Linked DNA regions of Homo sapiens: region 1 is linked to region 2. Evidence: chromatin loops called from intact Hi-C (ENCODE). Cell type or tissue: Calu3. All regions are shown on one strand. Each heading gives the region's core, and the rest is flanking DNA. Links, peaks and the distances in the headings are about the cores only. Region 1 overlaps LPAR3 (lysophosphatidic acid receptor 3). Region 2 overlaps LPAR3 (lysophosphatidic acid receptor 3).

The links. Peaks named below come from ENCODE experiments on the same cell type or tissue, not always from the same donor. Only the 100,000 strongest peaks of a DNase experiment are listed, where the experiment ranks them.
Region 1: a loop joins it to region 2, with 2.5 times the contacts of the local background. A loop is called at or near these places in 8 of 110 quality-filtered maps.

The regions. Positions count from the first base shown.
Region 1 is chr1:84,879,581-84,886,417 of GRCh38, forward strand. The region is part of intron 1 of LPAR3 (lysophosphatidic acid receptor 3); the gene reads right to left. Among named protein-coding and RNA genes, the nearest start is that of LPAR3, 10 kb to the right of the region's middle. In Calu3, for the core only: no CTCF peak of the experiment used is centred there; no DNase peak of the experiment used is centred there.
Region 2 is chr1:84,831,516-84,838,352 of GRCh38, forward strand. The region is part of intron 2 of LPAR3 (lysophosphatidic acid receptor 3); the gene reads right to left. Among named protein-coding and RNA genes, the nearest start is that of LPAR3, 58 kb to the right of the region's middle. In Calu3, for the core only: no CTCF peak of the experiment used is centred there; a DNase peak (open chromatin) is centred at 3,056.

The DNA.
Region 1 (6,837 bases), core at 1,588-4,087, 48 kb after region 2:
GATTATAAGCGTGAGCCACCACGCCCAGCCCACGTTTTCCTTTTCTTACAGAGTAATGGGCTTATAGCTGGGCACCAGGACGCCCAACTGTACACTCGGTTTTCCAGCCTCCTGGTACCTCCTTGCAGCTAGGGTGGCTGCGTGACTAAGTTCTTACCACTAGAATGTAAGCATAAATGAAGTGTGCTGCTGCCAGGTCAGCCCCAAAACAATGAAGGTGCCCTCCTCCATGCTCCTTTCCCTACCTGTAAGTTGGAACATAAACAGGCCTGTGATCCACTTTGAACACCCAGCAGGGAAAAGCCTTTGGGCAGCCTAAATCCACGTAGTCCATGGACTAGTTTCTATCAACAAGAAAATAAGTATAGAAATTGAAAATAAACACTCAGAAATGTTTATAGCAATTTAATTACTCTGATCTGATCAATCTGATCACTATATAGTACATGTATCAAAACATCACAATGTGCTGGGTGTGGTGGCTCATGCCTGTAATCCCAGCACTTTGGGAGGCCAAGGTGGGAGGATTGCCTGAGGTCGGGAGTTCGAGACCAGCCTGACCAACATGGAGAAACCCCATCTCTACTAAAAAGTACAAAATTAGCTGGGCGTGGTGGCACATGCCTGTAATGCCAGCTACTCGGGAGGCTGAGGCAGGAGAACTGCTTGAACAGAACCAGAACATGAGCTTGTTTTGGCTGCTCCTTGCAGCTTTTAGCAAGCGAGACAAGAAAGAGATGAGCTCAGGCAAGACTTTTTGCAAGTACGTAAGCAAAGGTGGAAAGGAATGGACAGTGTCCAGAAACGGAGGGCCTTGGAGAATCAGAAAAGTCAATTGCCCGTGTAGCTCCAAAGAGTAGAAAATAGTATTACCACTTGCAGCCTATCTCAAAGACCTCTCAGTAAACTGTTGCAAGGGACAATGCCAGGCAGGTCTGTAGTAATGATCAGAGTATGGGTGCATCTTCCCATCCAAGTCCATGCTGCAGAGGACCTCAGAGTACACACTACTGAAGAGAGGCAGAGAGATGAGCCAAGCATGCAAGCTGGAAAATAAGTCATGCTTAAGAGCTTGACCCAGAGTGGGATTTGGATGCGGTAACTGACCTGTGGAACTGACTAGCAGTCTATCAAGTTTATAAGGAATTGTAGTACCAGGGAAGCCACAGTTTGGCCCAGAAAGGCCCACGTTCATTCTCCCCCAAGGAGTACACACTTTCCACACCCTTCAAATGTGGCCACAGAGGGTACAGAAGAAGGAAGGACTTCCCAGGGGACAAAGACAAAGTCAAGGCTTCTGGGAGGCCCCACCCAGAGAGGGGAAGCATGGACCAACCATGGAACTGACTCCACTGCCAGGGCAGGGAGGTCTTAATAATTCCTGCCCAGCAGGGTTTCGTCATTTTTAGGCCCCTGTTACTTGTCTTCAATTCTTCTGAATGGGAAGTTTTATGGTGGTTTTCTTGTTTCTACTTGTCCACTGAATAGTGGATGTTTGTCAGAACAAAGAACAGAAAGGACATTTTAGAGTGAGTATTTAAAACAGAGGTTAGAGAAGGGATAGCCAGACCTGTGGAGTTCTGGGGTCACCTGCACGCTGAAGGAAAGCATGGCAGGTTGTGAGGCATGGTAGGGGCAGGATGGTGAGGGGAGGGAAGGGGAGGGGAAGCTTCAGAATCAGCTGGACCTGGGTCAGATGCAGGCGCATCACTTTTAGCAGTGGCTCTCACCTGGCACACTGCTGATCTGGCCAGAACCTTTTCCTTCTCTAAAACTGGCATAATCATGACAACTGTGTAGGATTGTTGGATGGACTAAATTAAAGCAATTATTTCTATAGTGCTTAAGGAAATGCTTAGTACACAGGATGCACTCAATAAATGGCAGACAGCACTTCCCAAGAAGGTTAGATAACTCAAAATTTCTAAAAAGTTTGGTGAAACATACAACTGGCATTCTGGGAGATTAACTGTTCATGCTCTAACACCTCAATTTAACAAGGAATGGTGACAAAATCATCCTGTAACTACACTAAAATAACTACAGTCCAAGAAAGAATGTCCCCCTGCCTGAGTATGGGCTCAGTGCTGCAGTGACTAAGCTTAAGACAGTACCACATTCACTCTGCTGTAGCTTGAAACAAAGCAGGGAGGCAGGATTGGAAAGGGGGAAGAGGAGGGAGAGGAGAAGAGAGGCAATGCAGTACAGCAGAAGAACACAGGATTTAGGTCCAAACACTAGCAGATAAGCAGGTGAGCCGAGTATTTAAAGAGCATGGCCCCCACAGCTAACATCATACTCAATGGTGAAAAACTGAAAGCTTTTGCTCCAAGATGAGGAACAAAGCAAGGATGCCCACTCTTATCACTGCTATTCGACATAGTATTGGAAGTCCCAGCCACAGCAATTAGGCAAGAAAAATAAATAAAAGTCATACAGATTGGAAACAAAGAAGTAAAATTATCTCCGTTCATCAACAACATGATCTTATATGAAGAAATCACCAAAGATGCCACCAAAACACCCATTAGAACTAATAAACTAATTCAGTAAAGTTGCAGGATACAAAATGCACATACAAAAATCAGTTGCATTTATTTCTATGCACTAACAACAAACAATCCAAAAAAGGAAATTATGAAAACAATTAAATTCACAATAGTATTAAAAAGAATAAAACCCTGACAAATAAACTTAATCAGAAAGGCAAAAGACTTATACACTGAAAACTATAAAACACTGATAAGGAAATTTTTAAAGACACAAATAGAGGTAAATACATTTCATGTTCATGAATCAGAAGACTTAATACTGTGAAAATGTCCATACTACCCAAAGCAATCTATAGATTCAATGCAATCCCTACAAAAATCTGAATGGCATTTTTTACAGAAATATTAAAAAATCCTAAAATTCATCTGGAACTACAAAGGACCCTGAATAGCTAAAACAATCATAAGAAAGAAGAACAAAGCTGGAGGCCTCACATTTCCTGATTTTAAAACATACTACAAAGCTATGTATGGTAGTATGGTACTGGCATAAAGTCCAACATATAGACCAGTGGAAAAGACTAGAGAGCCCAAAAATAAACCCACACATACATAATCAACGGATCTTTGACAAGGGTGCCAAGAATTCACAATGGAGAAAAGATAGTCTCTTCAACAAATGGTGCTATACATATGTAACAAACCTGCACGTTGTGCACATGTACCCTAGAACTTAAAGTATAATAATAAAAAAAAATGGTGCTAGAAAAAAATAGATACTCACATGCAAAAGGGCATGGCCCTGGAGATAGCCAGACTGAGTTTAAAGCCTTGCTTACCAACAAGTTAGTTATCTTCTCTATCTTAATTTCCTCATCTACAAAACGGGGATAATAAAGGTAACTTCCTCCTAAGGCTGTTAGGAGATTTAAAGGTGCTTAGACTAGCCCCTAACAAACAGTTCTAATTTAATTATTGTTATTATCAGTGGGATCTGAGAAATGGAGCCTCGATTTCCTTTTTTGTAAAAGGGAGATAAGATCTAACTTGTCAGGTTAGTGGGACAAAGTGAATGACGTAGCAAATGTAAAGCCCCAGTCCACTTCAAGGTCTAGAGGAGTCAGAGAAAGTCCACTGAGCTCCACGGTGAGCTTGTTCCCAAAAGGCTGGGGAAAAGGGACCCCAACAGAGAATATTGGGAAGAGGAGACCAAAGGAAGAATCCTTTCCCTCACACTGGGTGGGTCACCACAATAACACCCTAAAGCCAAAGCCTTCTCTCTTCTACCAATCTAGTCAGAGAGTCACTAGCTGGTGTTTTTCATTACCTTTTAGTCCCAGAGTCCCAGATGAATGTGTACAATCAGGAAAGAGGGGTTTAGCCAGCTGGGTTGAAAACCTAATGTTTAACATTCTTACTATGTTACCATACTTCCTCTAAACCACTCCTTCAGGATCTTGGAGTAATCCACCAAAACACATTCACTGATATACTAGTGAACAAATTTCAAAGTTTACATCTCTTTCCCCATTTGATCCCACAGTGAGATGGGCAGTTCAGCATTCTCCATTTTACAGAGAAGAAATGTAGAAATTGGGGACTGATTCACCCTGACCAGCCCTCATCCTTCTGGCCCAGGGATTTTTTTGTTTTTTTTTTTTTTAAACAATACTGACCACTGGAGCCTCTTTTTGGAAGCAGTCTCTGCCACCTGACCCCCAGAGAAATGTAAGACGTAGATTTGTTCTCCATAATGACATTAATGCCTTTTGCAAACATTTACTGAATCTAGAAGAAATATAATTGCAGAAAGTAAAAAGTTTCCTCTTCAAAGTTTCCCTTCTTGTTAAATAATAAATCATAAATGTTAGAAATAATAGTTTCTTTTAAAATTTTTCTTCAAGCCTCCTTGCTTTGTGCTAATAACTCTTTGTTAAGCATGTAGCTGTTGGACATGCTCACAGGCATGTTCCAGCTCACAGCCTATGCCCCTTTCTTATTTGGAAATGTTATTACTTCTTTAAATTTTTCAAAAGCAACTTCCTCTTTTCCTTTGTTCTCCCTTGCCTTTACCTATCTAAAAAAGTTTTAGGCTCTTAGCAAATCGGGTATCAGTTTAGACTGTGAGGTTCGGCTCCAGCCAGTGGATGCAGGACACAGCAGTGAGGACAACCCAAATGTGTAAGGGATAAATATGTCTGCTTTTCCTTTGTTTGGTGTACTCTCGTGGCAAGACTGCTGGTGAGTATACCCTTTCCGCAGAAAGTAAAAATTGCCTTGCTGAGAGAATTAAATTTATGTTCAAGCGCTATTTCTTTGTGGCACCGGGGAACAAGCATTTTGCATTTCTAACATAATGATTGTGGTAAATGTCAATAAAAATCTTGAAGCACATCTCTCCTTAGAGTTTTTGGTAAGAGTTTATGGAGGAAAATCTATATAATCAAATGAAAATATCACAGTAAAACTCTAAATGCATCATAGAAATTAGCAACCATTAGTCAGTTTGCCTGTTTCAGAGAAAGCTCAGAAGAAACTCAGTTTACCTCTACAATGTTAAATGATGTTAACACCTTCTCCTAAAGCATTTTACTTTCCCCATCAACAAAACAGAGTATATCAGCTGAAATAGGCCACAGACCTCATTGTCTGTCTGTACGAAACTGGGGCAAAAATGAACTCAGAAAGACAAGTAATAACCTGGTAGCAATCCATGGAAAGTTAACCTTGCTGACATTCCTCTTCACTTCCCTCTGTTGGATGTTCCTGGAATTTGCATTTGTGGAAAGTTGCATACTTGCAGTGAACAAGTTCCACTGGTCCTGTTGTAGTGGATTCCACCTAACCTTTTATTCCTCTCATCCCTGTCCAGCTAACGTTCTCTCACTGTTCAGCATATGTACGTCAAAGACAGAAGTGCATGAAGACATGTGTAAAGATGCAAAATTCCCCCAGGAAACTCATTATCTAGAGCAGCCAGGGCCAATCCTCTCCTCCTCCCAGGGATTCCTAGCAATATCTGGAGACATCTGCATCAGTCATGACTTGGGGGAGGGGGGTACTATTGGCATCTACCGGGCAGAGGCCAGGAATGCTGCTGCACACGCTACAATGCACAGGCCAGCTCTCCACAACAGAGAAGTATCCGGTCCAAAATGTCAGTGGTGCTAAGGTTGAGAAATCCTGACCTAGAGGGTGAGATGAGACATATAATACAGGGTTAAGTGTGGCAGAGCTGTAATAGAGCTAAAACTGGAGTGCTATCAGATTGATAACATTTAAACAAGCGGCTATTACTTGCCAACAAGTGTTGGCAAGAATGTGGGGAAAATAGTACCCTCATAACATGTTGGTGAGAATGTAAACTGATAGAACTTTGGGGGAAGGCAATTTGGCAATATCTAATGAGACTTTAAAATATATACACTATTCCTCTTTGCTTTCCTTCCATTCCTATTTTCTTTCTTCCTTTCCCTTCTCTTTTCTTCCTTCCCCAGAACACAGCAATCAGCATGTAGCTGGGAATGCAACGTGAGGCTGGGGAGTTTGGGGAGGTACATAGAGACATGAGCTATGGCTGGGAAGAGCTGTGAGCTAGAGGGACTGGAGACTGATGATTAAGCTACATAGAGACACAGGCTAGCAGGCCTGGCAGCCGAGGACAAGAGGCAGTGGCAAAGGTGGTGGACACAGAGGAGGCAGGATGACCTTCACATTTGTAAGACTGGTTACTGTATGCAAATAAGCAAAAATATTGAAGATAATGAGAGTCAGGTTTTCTAACTGCCAGAGAAGATATGTACAAACATATAAAGGGGGAAGAACAGAAAGCTCTTTGGGTGTTAGATTGAAATTGTAGGTATAAGTATGAATCATGATTTTATAATACACAGCCTAATATAGAAAAATTTATAAATGTGTGTACACATATACACATATATTTCCTAGCTCTGTCCTCTGAGAGATCTAGAAGCAATAATACCCCAGTAACAATGGGCACATCAACCTCCTATGTATTGGTGTCTAAATACAATTCTCATATTGCATATTAGATCTCAAGACTTATTCATCCTACATAACTGCAACTTCGTACCTTTTAATCTACATCTTCTGTTTTTCCCTGTTTCCACTAATGTACAACACAAGGACTACAGTTACTAATACTGTATTGAGGCTGAGCATGGTAGCTCATACCTGTAATCCCAGCACCTGGGATGCCAAGGCAGGAGGATGATTCAAGGCTGGAGTTGGAGGCCAGCCTGGGCAACACAGCAAGACCCCTCCTCTAAAAAATATTTTTTAAATTAGCCGGGAATGGTGGTGAGCACCTGGAGTCCTAGCTACT
Region 2 (6,837 bases), core at 1,760-4,259:
ATTATATATATATCATCATATATCATATATATCATATAACAATTTACAAAATATTTATTGTTGTTTACACATTTTGACTTACTCATCTCATTTGACTACTTAAATAGTACAAGTAACTTTTTAAATAGAGGATTCTTTCAAACTATGACATAATGTGGTTTCAATATATCTGATGTATCCAAATGTGGAAACCCATGGCCTGTAAGAAGAGCCTCACACTCTTCTGTTCTAGGTTATAATAAAACGTTCAAAATTAGAGGAGAACCCCTAGCTGCCCAGCCACCTGTGATAACAGTTTCTTTGGGTAAACTGTATCATATATATATATATAATATACATATATCATACATATATGATATACATATATATATATACACACATATGCACATACACACACATACTTTAAAGATACAGGCTTGCTTTATGTTATATATAGGTAATTCAGAGTCAATAAAATAGAATATTGGTAAAAACTCCCATTAGAGAAATGTTGAACATTCCAGACTCTTGGGTGGAAACCTAGTTCCCTATTAAGACATTGCTCCTACTGAAAATTTGACCGAACTGAGTTTCTATCATTTTCTTCTGGAAAGCATGCAGCAAGCTCAAATACAAGGACCACCTGCGCTAACAGTGCTGTACTGCCGATCCACCATGATCCCCCACGAAAGGGCAGTCACAGTTACAATCTGTGTTGTCAGCCATAAACAGGCCCCCTCCCCATCTAGGAACACTGATATAAAATTCTAATGTGCATTTTCTTGTTTCTTCCTACAATCATCAACTCATTTATGAATCTCTGTAATAAGTGTCGGGAAGTCAAGATGGTTTGAAAGACAATACCTTTCCTCCAAGTGTTTGCCCTCTAGTAAGTCAAAATGGGCACACACATAGAAATAACTGTCATAGGCAATAAATGACACATATTGTATAAATGGAATAGGCGAATGAGTCAGGAACTTAGAGAAGATATCACAGGTTGAGGTAATTGAAGACGACATGATAAAGAAGATAGGGTGTAGGGGCAGGGTCATGAAGGAGTTGCAGGAATTGAACTATTAGGGAAAAGGAGTATTCTCAATTTGTCCCTCTACCCCTCTGGCCAAATATGTAACATATAAATACACCAAACACCTTCGAGATCAGGCACCATCCCTTGGTGCCGTAGTAACAACAAGCTGGGTCACCTTCCAGTGCACGTTTCACCCAAAGAAACTGTTATCACAGGTGGCTGGGCAGCTAGGGGTTCTCCTCTAATTTTGAACGTTTTATTATAACCTAGAACAGAAGAGTGTGAGGCTCTTCTTACAGGCCATGGGTTTCCACATTTGGGTACATCAGATATATTGAAACCACATTATGTCACAGTTTGAAAGAATCCTCTATTTAAAAAGTTACTTGTACTATTTTAGTAGTCAAATGAGATGAGTAAGTCAAAATGTGTAAACAAAAATAAATATTTTGTAAATTGTTAATCAGTGAAGAAACTTCTAAACCACATAAATATAAAGGCTAAGAAAGATTAACGCTTAAATGGTTCTTTCTTTGAATTAGAGATCGTCTGCTTTGGTTCAGGATACAGGAGAAATCAAACACCCTAAGTTCAGTAATGGGAACGTGGTATACCATCTCTCTTAAACTGTGGAACTAAAGATATCATGACACTCAAATAACAAAAAGCTCACATTCATGTCCTTTAGACTTTCCTGCTGCCCCCTAGGAAAAACATTAAAACTTCCTGTTTCAAAATATTCCTTTTTATTTTCCTGAAACAAATGTGTTTATTATTGTAAACAATGACTCATTTGGCATTTTTACCTAATGATATAGACAAACTGAAAGATTTACTAGTTAGGTAAACTTGGGTAATACTCCCTAAGCCTTGTTTCCTCATCTGTAAAACAGAGACAATAAATCCCCCTCCTGGGATTGGTAAGGACTGAGCGAGAGAATGGATATAAGCCCTCCAGCATTGGGTCACCGTCATGATCATTAGCTTGCTTTATTACTCCAGGAAAGGCCTCGTGGGGTCTGATATTTGAAAACCTAGAACAGCATCGGTCAGAGGGGCAAATGGCACAGTGTTTTAGCAGCGTGGCTTCTAGAGCCAGACCGCTGGATTCAAATCCCAAATCTATCACTTCCTTATAGGTAACCTTAGGCAAGGTGTATTTAACCTGTTAGCCCACCTGTACCTCATTACCTTATCTGTCACACGGGGATAATAAGAACACCCAGCTGCAGGGGTGGCTGTAAGGGCTAAATGGCTTATGATACCTAAAGTGTCCAGAACAGTGCTTGGTGCAGAGTAAGCCTCTATCTGTCAGCCATTCTTGCTGTTGACACTGCTCTCCAGCTTTAAAGATGGTCAAACTCAAACTCAAGAGTCTGGGAAGAGCTGGAAAAAATGCTTAGACACGAGAGCTAAGTGAGATGCAGAAACTAGCTATTCTTTTCTAACTAATTCTGGAGGGGTGTTGACTTTTCAAAAAATAAATTTAGTCATTTAGAACAAAGCTGTCCAGATGGAGTTAAGTGAAAAAGACCTGCGTGGTAGAAGTAGTGTGCTGAGACTGAGCCATGCAGTGTGTCTCTATTAAAGCCTAGCCATGCTGCAAATATTTTTTAAAAATTTTCATGTCCACTTTCTCAACTAGATCATATAGGTATCAGGGATTGGGACTATATATTGGTACCATTTACTTTCATACTTCCAGTATGTAGCACAGTGCCTGTCATAAGGCAGGCATTTAATCAATATTTATTAATGAGTAAATGATCAAATGAGTGCATAAATGAACAATCTGAAGATACAGGTAGCTATTTCCCCAAGTGCAAGAAGACCTTTAAATACTAATAAGAGTAGAATTTGACCCTTAGGTAACCAGGTTGGAGACGATAGCAAATGAGAAGATAGATGAGCAGAAGTGATGTTACTATACCTGGAAAATCAACTTTACTGTTCCTATGGGTCCATTTTACTGAACAGAGGTTTTATTATGAATCACCTTGTTTGCTTGGCAATTCTAGTTAGTCCAGCCAAAGCAAATGTATTTCATGGGGCCTTTGGCAAGACTGCTTTCCTTTTCTTTGTATGTGTGTACAAGATGATTCATAACACATACCCATGTAATTGAAGTATTTAATGTTTGTGCCTAGCTAAAATGAGATCAGGTCATCAGCCCATTCTTATACAAAGTCTTAGCAATAAATCTCATAAACTGTTTTTTGGTAGAATCACAGACTCTGAGACTTGCAAGAATTCTTACAGGGTGCCTATCTATCCTCCCACTCTATGAAGGAATCCCCTAAATGGCACTACACACAAGGGTCATCAACATCTACTTAACACTTCCCACAAGGACTTCACCTCACTGCACCAGGCTGCCAGGTCCACTGCAGAGGAGCTCCGATTTTTAGAAAAGTCTTTTGACAATGAGTTAAAATATTCTTTCTGTAACTTCTACTTGGTCCTAGTTTTAACTTCCAGACCTCTGAAATAAAATTCCTTTTCCAGGTAACAATTCTTAAAATGTTTTAAGAGAATTGCTATGTCATTTCTTCTCTGGTGACACTCCCCCAATTCCTTCATCTGTTCTGGATCCTTCAAAACTCCAGTTACCTTCCTACAGGTGCTTACTACACTGACTAAATTCCTCTTAAAATGTGATGGCCAGAATTGGCCTTAAGATGCACCGTGGACTGATCTGTTTCCAAAGAAAGCAAAACAATTTGTTCTCCAACTCTGGATTCTACACCTTTGATTAACGTGCCTGCAACTGCATGTCCCTTTTTGGAGAACCACGTGGGCATGATGTAATCTACCCCACAGCATTTCTGGTTCATAGAAACCCTTAAGTCTTTTGTTTTCCTTGAACATGCACTGTTATCAAGAAGGTCTTACTCATCTTTGTGGAGTTGTGATTCGCAAATGTGTGTACGTGTGTGTACGTGTGTGTACGTGTGTGTGTTTTATCTAAACAATGAGCATATCTAGTCTCTTAAAATGCTGTTCTTGCTTGTTTTGGCATAACATTTGACTCTGTTGATGGCTATTTAGATCTGGAACCTCCTACTTAACCTATTAGCTATTCTTCCCACATATTTTGCCACTTACAAGCAATTTTTAAAATATCTTCTACAAGTCCAATATTACTATTTTGCTCAAAAAATATAGACCAAGTACAAATTTCTCTGGCACTCCTTGAGATTCTTGCTAGATTGACGTCAATCTTGTCTTAATCACCAAACTTCAGGTGTAACTGTTCAGTTATTGATGAATCTCCTAACTGTTCTAGCACCCTGCCCACACTTCTTGGTCAACAGAATATTGTGTCCAATTATCAAAGGCCTTCTGGACATCCATATACTACATACTTTCTAGAGCATTTTCTTTATTTAACTAGCAACCTTATCACGAAATGTAAACTGAGTTAATTTGTTTAATTTACCTGGTGTTGTATGAATATGAATGCCCCCCCAACCCCGGCCTTTTTTTTTTTTTTTTTTTTTTTTTTTACTTAGAAACCCATTCTACATGGCTGGGTGTGGTGGCTCACACCTGTAATCCCAGCACTTTGGGAGGCCAAGGCGGGCAAACTGCTTGAGCCCAGGAGTTCAAGACCAACCTGGGCAACATGGCAAAACTCTGTCTCTACAAAAAAATATAAAAATTGGCTGGGCATGGTGGCACACGCCTGTAGTTCCAGCTACTCAGGAGGCTGAGCTGGGAGGATTGCTTGAGCCCAGGAAGTCATGGCCTCAGTGAGTCATCATCGTAACACTGCACTCCAGCCTGGGCGATACAATGAGATCCTGTCTTTAAAAAAAAAAAAAAAAAAACCCATTCTGCAATTTTGCTGAGCATCTGTCATCAATCTGTCATCAAACATTAAAATAGTTAACCAATATAAATTCATGTCTAATATAAAACCACTCATGTATAAAATATTTCCAATCTTCTGAATGTGGTTAGAAAATGAAATTTAAAGTTCTACTGTTTAAAACTGACATGTTCCTTTCTTCTCAAATATACATACACTATGTCCTGGGGAAGGATAATAACATTTCATTTTCAATCAATTAGAATAACTTATTTGGAATTTAATTTAGAAAATTAGAACAAAATCTTAAAATCATAGTTCTCTCTGAAGCTGAGATGGCCTTTCAGGAAGACCAAAACAAAACGAAATGACAGTTCTCAAATTTAACAGTTATTTCTGTCCTTTCTACTTGCCTTATTTTATAGATGAGAAGACTAAGGCTAAGTAAATATTAGCAAATAATATAATGAAAGCTACTCTTATCCTGCAAATTAAAAGCCCTATATTATTTATTTTTGTTTTAAATGGATACATTGAATTGTACACATTTACTATTTACAATTGGATGTTTTGATACATATATACATTGTATAATGATCCAATCAGTGTAGTTAGTATACCCAAAAGCCTTATATTCTTAAGAAAAAAATAATTCTATCACTAAAGGAAAAAACCTTACTTTATCAATTTTTTTTTTTTTTTTTGAGACGGAGTCTCGCTCTGTTGCCCAGGCTGAAGTGCAATGGTGCAATGGCTCACTGCAACCTCCACCTCCTGCATTCAAGTGATTCTCCTGCCTTAGCCTCCTGAGTAGCTGGGACTACAGGCACGTGCCACCACACCCAGCTAGTTTTTTGCATTTTTAGTAGAGACAGGGTTTCACCATGTTAGCCAGGGTGGTCTCGATCTCCCAACCTTGTGATCCACTCACCTCAGCCTCCCAAAGTGCTGTGATTACAGGCGTAAGCCACCGCTCCTGGCTACTTTAATTTTTAAAAACCACACTTGATATAAATATCACACTTTAACTATTTAAAGAAAGAAAATTCCCCTAGGCTAATCCCACATAGCCAGCAGGTATGCTTCCCTGCAGGTTCTGAGCCAGTCTGGCGCCAGCAAGAATTTGGAGTCTTTTCCCACTATAGAAAAAAAACAAGACAACATCACCTCTGAGAGAGTCAACAGAGGAGTGTATACACTGCCAAACTTAAGGCAGAAGTTTCTCATTATAAAACATGGAAATACAGTGCATTAGCGAAGTCTTTATTATATATGTTATTACACCTACACACAAATAATATTCGTAAGTTTGTTGACACTGAAAAGAAAGTCTGAAATGCTAATAATGGTGGTAATGAGATAAAGAAACAGAAGGGCAGTAAGGCTAGAAGAGTTTCTGCAGGTTGTAATCAAACTTCACTTTCTTTTATATACCACTTCTTTTCTGGACCACTGCAAAATCAAAGGGCATATGGTTTCCATCTCTGAAAAGAAATGTATGTTCCTATTTGCACAAAACCAGGGTATCTGTTATTTGGAGCTAGAAGAAAAATGATACAATTCAGAAATGGTATCCTTAGATTATACATAATTCATTTCTAGGACATCTACTTGTGAAACATCCTGGGGTTGTTTAACTAGATGGCTCCTATGGTTCCTACTAGTATAAGGTGATGTGATTAAAACATCTCCTTAGAACACTAGAGCTCTGCAAAACACAGTTCTAGCATGTATTGGGGCATAAAGAGCACAGGCCAGCTCCTGGAGATACAAGCTGTACTCACCTCCCACAAAAGTAGTCCTTGGGAGTTGGGGACAAGCAGGGGATCCTTGCGGCAAAAGGTATCTGACGGTGAGGATCACTGTTGCCAACAGCCCTGTGCCAATACTCTAGCCACTAGCCTCTGTGCATGAATGCTAAGAAAACTGTGCCAGCCAGCATTGACACGGGGATCCATGGTGGATTCTTTCACAGATCACCCTCTTGCATGGTATACTCCACCATCTTCTCATG